Regions from separate parts of the Homo sapiens genome. Here region 1 is linked to region 2. The links are chromatin contacts, found by Hi-C or POLR2A ChIA-PET in ENCODE. All regions are on one chromosome and are shown on one strand. Each heading gives the region's core, a stretch centred on a gene start or an enhancer-like site at or near the end of the contact. The rest is flanking DNA. Distances are from core to core; before and after follow the strand shown. Region 1 overlaps LOC105369572 (a long non-coding RNA gene). Region 2 holds the start of ARHGAP32 (Rho GTPase activating protein 32).

Evidence for each region. A loop is a pair of places that touch in the nucleus more often than their neighbours do. ChIA-PET counts read pairs that join two places held with the same protein, here RNA polymerase II (POLR2A). Pooled maps may share reads with other maps.
Region 1: a map of PC-9 shows a loop between it and region 2 (2.0-fold over the local background). The contact joins the enhancer-like site here to the promoter of ARHGAP32 in region 2. A Hi-C loop is called at or near these places in 1 of 168 maps with a recorded cell type or tissue (PC-9) and 1 of 50 pooled maps. POLR2A ChIA-PET finds 5 or more read pairs at or near these places in 3 of 52 experiments (WTC11 and activated CD4-positive, alpha-beta T cell).

The regions. Positions count from the first base shown.
Region 1 is chr11:129,314,744-129,317,999 of GRCh38, forward strand. All of the region lies in intron 2 of LOC105369572 (a long non-coding RNA gene), which reads right to left. Among named protein-coding and RNA genes, the nearest start is that of BARX2, 59 kb to the right of the region's middle. RefSeq lists an enhancer at 937-1,442 and a silencer at 1,051-1,345. Within about 2 kb of position 1,333, at least 9 of the 41 ENCODE cell types and tissues checked have a DNase peak (open chromatin) inside an H3K27ac peak, as active enhancers do; they include PC-9, where a contact is called at or near this core.
Region 2 is chr11:129,190,917-129,194,297 of GRCh38, forward strand. ARHGAP32 (Rho GTPase activating protein 32) reads right to left here and starts at 1,409. Exons shown (of 23, transcript NM_001378024.1): 1 at 1,167-1,409. The coding sequence starts at 1,282.

The DNA of each region.
Region 1 (3,256 bases), core at 83-2,582, 120 kb after region 2:
CTTCCCCTTCCCCTTCCCCCTCCCCCACCCCCTCCCCTTCGTTTCCCTTCCCCTTCCCCCTTCCCCTCTCCCTCCCCCTCCTTTCTTTTGCTTTCTTTGTTCCCAAATGAAAATAGATGGCCTAGGTTCCACGAGAGACGATTGGAGGAGAAGAAGTAAGAGCTTCAATTTGGTGGCTGCCAGAGACTCTGCCTGCTGCTCCCTTCTTCCCTGTGGCTGCATTCTTACCTAACTCTGGCTGTGGTCAAGAAAGAGCTTTGCTAGAGATCTGTGCTAATCATTCCTGAATTAAAATACCTCACAGAGGTCCCAGGGTGGGGAGTGGAGTGGGGCCATTTTCCCAGGACACCCATCAGTGGGTCCTAGCCTGCTCTGGATGGCATGTTTCCTCCAGGGCTGTTTTTGGGTCACCACGGTACCCTCCACAATGGGCCTTTCCTCCAGGTAACAGTTTCCTAAAGCTCAGTGTCTAAAGGTAGACGAGAGAATGAGGTTGTAAGTCTCCCCCCATCTCCGAAGGACAAGGTGAATTACATCACTTTGGGTAGAATGAGGGTATAATGTGGATTTTCATGTGGTTAAAATTTTGTTGGGTTTCTGAACAGTGAAGATAATAATAGAAGGATGCAAGTTTCCTGTGATAGAGAAGAATAGCACCAGGAGGTGGGTGAAAATCAGAGGGTCACAGGGACAGATGGAGCAGGGGTGGCTGCATGAACGTGTGCATCCCAGGGGCTAAGACAGTGGAAGAGAGTGGGTGTGACTGAAGCCAGCCCCGATGTCTGGAGAGAGGCTCTGCAGTATCTGGTCAGGTCTTGTTCTTTTAAACTGGACCATCCAAGATGACACCAGGAAGTTAGCCTTTGGTAAGAACGAATGTTGCCCAGCCTTGTTCCAGCCTTCCTCCTGGGTCTTCACTCCCTTGAGACTTCCTTTCCATCTCCTCGCTCATTCCTGGTCCCACAAGCTCCTGCCCTCTGTCTTCACATCCTGTGATGACCTCAGGTTCCTGCAGGACTGATCTCAGCTTGCCTAGCTTAGCCCACGACTGGCCCTTCAAACACGGTCAGCTCAGCAGGCCCAGGCTGGCAGAGAAAAGCCTGTGGCAGACAATAGTGTTTATTCTAGGCAGTTGTCCCAGATGGGTCACTCCCAGCTTACTCCACACCTGCTGCTGCTTGCTGTTTTTCCCAGGATCTGAATTCCTCCTCCCCAAGCACTGGCTAGGGGGCTCCCTCTCGCAGCCCTGCCCAGAGTCACTCAAGGGGCTGGACCATCCTCAGTCCTTTAGCTGAGAGAGGAGAATGTCATCAGCAGGCCAGACATGATTTACAGCTGTCCTCTCATTCGCTTCTGCTGCCCCAGGTAACAGAGGCTCCGGATCAGGGCCGTCGCTGGGCTCCACCCCAGCACTAACCGGCTCGGCCAGGTTTACCTCACCCCCTTCAAAAAGGATGGTGTGAGGAATGCATGTCCTGCCCCAGGAAGACGGATCTGTTCAGGAAGAAGAGGACAAAGGGCAGGACTTCAAAGCAATTTGGGCCACAACACTGGGCTTCTGGCTCCTGTGTTGAGGGGAAGAGAGTGGGGAGAGGTCGGACCAGCATTCAACTCACAGGCTCTTCCCAGCTTCCATCCCCTTTGCCCTGGAGCTGCAGAATTTCCTGACCCTGGAGAAGGCACCTGCCAGTGCAAATCCCCAGCACAGGTTCTGGAAGCCATGCTGCTGTTTGCCCTGCACAGCCTGAGCCATGGCCCCTCTGCCTAGGGTGGGCTTCCGGGGGAATGAGGCCTCTGAGCTCCCCCCTGGGGCCTCCACCTCCCCACTTACTCAGCCACCCTTCACCTCCTCCCTCTCTTGTCTCATTGAGACCCCTTTCTTTCCTTTCCAGGGATGATTATTTTTCAATCACGTAGACTTGGAGATAAAGGAAGAGTAAGGGCAGAGAAAGGCTGGGGCATGAGCAGCTGAGGGCAGGGGTTAAGAAGGTGGCAGTAACAGAATAAAACCTGAGTCTGTCTTTAAACCTCCAGGCCTGAGGCCACGTTTGGAGGGTGGGGGTCTCACTTCAGTTTTTCTGTAAGTTTTTCTGAAAGTCTGATTATTCTGTTCCACCCACAGCAAGACGGGGAGCTTCAATCCCAGACGCTTGTGGCGATGGGAGTGGGGAGGAAGGATAGGACTTAGGAACTTCTTGCTGGGCATTTGCATCTGTCTATAAGGCGTGGTTATCCCATGTCTCATCTCAGCTTCCTGAAGATAGTGACTGTGACTTGGAGATCCAGGAGTTGGTGTGATGCAGTGGAGTTCCACTGCTTAGTGTCTGCATGGCTGTTAACAAGTCACCTAAGCTTAACGAGCTTCAGTTTCTTCCTCTGTAAAATACAAGCAATACTAACCTTATTTTATAGGGCTCTGAGGACTACATTGAAGAAACATTGAGGCTGGGCACAGTGGCTCACGCCTGTAATCCCAGCACTTTGGGAGGCTGAGGCGGGCAGATCATGAGGTCAGGAGATCGAGACCATCCTGGCTAACACGGCGAAACCCCGTCTCTACTAAAAATACAAAAAAAATTAGCCAGGTGGGTGACAGGCACCTGTAGTCCCAGCTACTCGGGAGGCTGAAGCAGGAGAAGGGCGTGAACCCGGGAGGTGGAGCTTGCAGTGAGCCGAGATCACGCCACTGCACTCCAGCCTGGGTGACAGAGCGAGACCCTGTCTCAAAAAAAAAAAAAAAAAACCACTGAAGCCCTGCCCACATTTTAGATACTTACTAAAAAGTAGCTATTATGATCATACTTCAGTTTCCTCGTTGGTAAATTAGGGGTAATAAAATACCCATCTCACTGAGTTGTTTTGAATATTAACCTAGTTAATATTTATAAGGTCCTTAGAAAGGTGCCTAGCACACAGTGAGCTCTGTGCAAGTGTTACTAAAGAAAATGAATCATCCTGTTCTTTTCCACAATACCTAGACGTTGCCTTGCCCAGGTAAGTGCTTTGTAAATATTGCTGAGATTAGTCCAATGCATATGCTAGAGCCAGGAAACAGACAAGGGTGGATACTCACAAGAGGAAGCTGGTGGTTAGGCTGAGTAGCATACTTCTGTTTCTCCCTTCTCCTTGTTTATTTTCCTATTACCGATTTCTCATTTCGGACCCTGCTGTGGTTTGAAAGTTTGTGTTCCCTCCAAAATTCACGTGAAAACTCAATCCCTAATGCAACAGTATTGAGAGGTGGGGCCTTGAGGAG
Region 2 (3,381 bases), core at 159-2,658:
AAAAAATAATCATATGCTAATAATTCATTTTTATACTCTGAAAATTATTCTTTTAAAATTTTAAATATACTTCTCATTTATTTGAACCCCAGAGTAAAAAATTTAGTGAGGGTTATCAAGAGTTCCCAATATTCAATCCCTTCCATCATTTAACCTAGACTTTAAAAAATAAAATTTGTGGATAAAGAAATCCTTTGACTCGAGAAAAGGAGAAACTCTTTTTCAGCATTAAACACAAAGACAGTATCTGATGAAAACAGTATATTCACCTATCCAAGTTCTCATAGGTAAACTTATAAAAGATGTTTAATTGCACATGTGAGTGGCAGTGATAATATGCAGCAACAAACTTCAAACTTCATCAAGAGATTTTTGTGATACTCAAAGGTATTACATCGCTAACTCTGAAAGAAAAAGAAAAGCCAGAATAAAGCCCCCTAAAATTTGCAACAGTACAACAGAATGAATGAAACATTGGTTCTGTTTTCACAAACTGGTTAAGACATCTTTCTTCACCACAGACACTAAACTGAGAGCTGCTTCATCAGGAGGCATCCTCTAAAAACTTCAATTATGAAGTTACTAATACTACCAGAGATTCAAAAACCAAGAGAGATTTGGGGGAAAGGGGGCATGAGATACAAGATCAGAGACAAGGGTAAAGATCAAAGCCACAAAATAACCAATCTGTACTTAATCGGAATTTTTCATACCCATGCATAAGGCAAACAAAGCAGGCAGGCAGGCAGGCACGCACACACACACACACACACACACACACACCACATTCCAAGAAAAAGAGGAAGAAAAATCTATTAGATACAAATTCAGATCAAATCTATTTGATACAAATCAGATACAGGAAGGGGTAGTAGTTCATTATGAGTGTCTACTTGAAATTCCTGAAAGGCTACTACAAAACCTGTCTAACACCTTCTCCTCCTGGCGTTCTAACAAGTCCTTTAAAATGCATTTTACAAGTTCAGGGCAAGTTGTGGAATGAGGAGTGCTATATACAACTCAAAACCTGCTCCCTTGAGCTCCAAACCTTCCCCCAGAAAACAGAAAGTCTTATTGGAAAAAAGACCGAAATGCAGAGAAGAAAAAGGGGTGCGGGTGGGGGTAGGGAGTGGACAGGACAAAGGAACTGTGAATTCCATAATCACCTGAACTTCTCTTCCCTTTCTTCCTCTTCACAGTCAGTCACCTGGATTATAACTTCAGACTCCAACCAGAAGACACTGTCATCCCCTAAAGTGCTACTCTCACTTTCAGTCTCCATCTTGTACTTAAAAAACAAAAAAAACTAAACCTCCAGGCATGGAATAAAAAGCACCAACATTCAGGTTGTTCAGCTCTACTCATGTATACTCAGATGTGTGTCTGGTGCCCTAGTGACAGGTACTGGTGCTGGTTTAATTACAGTCAGGGTACAGACAGGAAATCACAGGCAGCACAGTCACTGCGTCTGACTGCCATACTGGTGACACCTAGACCCTCCCACTGCCTTAGGCTGCGTGACCTACATAACCAAAAGCAGAATCTAAATGAAGGTGATTTTTTACTAATTATTCTGTAATAATGACTCTTCTCAAAGTTTCCACTTAATAAGTTAAAAATAGGTATTTTCAAAATGCAGGCTTTATTTGTATCCTTTTTTGATCTCGGACTCCAGAAAGGTAAATAGAAAACTAGAAAGAATAACACCATCCACTGGCCAAGCACATGAGAAGCACAGTTATAGATCTCACAGTTAAGGAGGCTCACAATAAGTAGAGAAGATAAGTATGCTCTAGGGACCTGCCTAGGTTCATGCCTTCCAATATTACACCCATCTTTCCTTCCTCTCAGTAAGGACTGCCATATGCATCTCTGCTCAAGTATCCAGAGTGAGACATAAAAGCTGGGCTTGTCCACAGTCCTTGAAAGAAAAAAGTTTAAGTGTCCCAAGTTCAAAGATGCTGACAATCACATCAAATAAAAGCATGCAAAGTTTTACACATTTAAACTGCAAACAGTCATGGTGGCAATAAAATGACTTGCTGGGAAATGAGTGAAAGGTATAGCATCTATGACTGTCAACAACACAACTGTTACTTAGAAAAGAGCCATGTTGACAGAAACTACTGACCTGCTGGATATTCATGGCTATTTGTCTTTTACCAAGCAGCAACAAACTGCAAAGCCCTGACTTTCCACTGTATCTGATTTAATCAAAAATTAAGAAGACATCTACTGAAGTCTTCTTGAATTTTCATATTTGAAAAATAAAGAGCCAAGCACAGTGGCTCACGCCTGTAATCCCAACACTTTGAGAGGCTGAGGTGGATGCATCACTTGAGCTCAAGAGTTCAAGACCAACCTGGGCAACTTAGCGAGACCTCATCTTTATGGGGGGGGGGGGGGGGGGGCGGGAAACAGCCAAGTGTGGTGGTGCACCCTGTAGTCCCAGCTACTCAACAGGCTGAGGTGGGAGGATCGCCTGAGCCTGGGAGTTCAAGGCTGTTGTGAGCCATAATCACGCCACTGCACTCCAGCCTGGGCAACACAGCAAGACCCTGTCTCAAAAAAAAAAAAAAAAAAATATATATATATGCAGGTCCCTAGAGCATATAATATATATATTATATATAATATATATATATTATATATAATATATATATATTATATAATATATGTTATATATAATATATAATATATGTTATATAATATATATAATATATGTTATATAATACATATACAATATATATTATATATAATATATAATATATATTATATAATATATAATATATATTATATATTATATATTATATATAATATATATTATATAATACATATAATACATATATAAATTTTAAAAACTTTTCAAAAAAAATTTTTTAAACCAAAAACAACAGAACAACATTATAAGCAAAGTCAAAATGCAAACAAGTTGAGAAAAAAATATTTGAAACATATCACAAAGGGTTAATTTATTTAATATATAAAAAGTTCTTAAAAACTTCTAAGACCCAAGAGCTCAAAAGATAAATAGGCAAAGAGCAAAAATATAATACTCAGAGATAAACATAAAAGAAACTTAAAAGATGTTAAAAGTAACTTCACTGATAACAGAAATGTAAAACAATACATAATAAGATGACTTTTAAAAAATCTATCACATAGGCAAAGCTTTTAAAAGGTTTTAACAAACTGAAAGAGGACATGGGAAAAGAAACATGCCTGTCAGTGGGAGTTTAAACTGGTACAACCTGTGTTCAGGGCAATTTAGCAAAATCTACCAAAATTCAAAATGCACATCTTTTTGGCCCAGCAATTTCTCTTTTAGGAAATTATCTCACTTTCACAAGTAGAAGTAAGAGGCAAACAGGAACATTCATT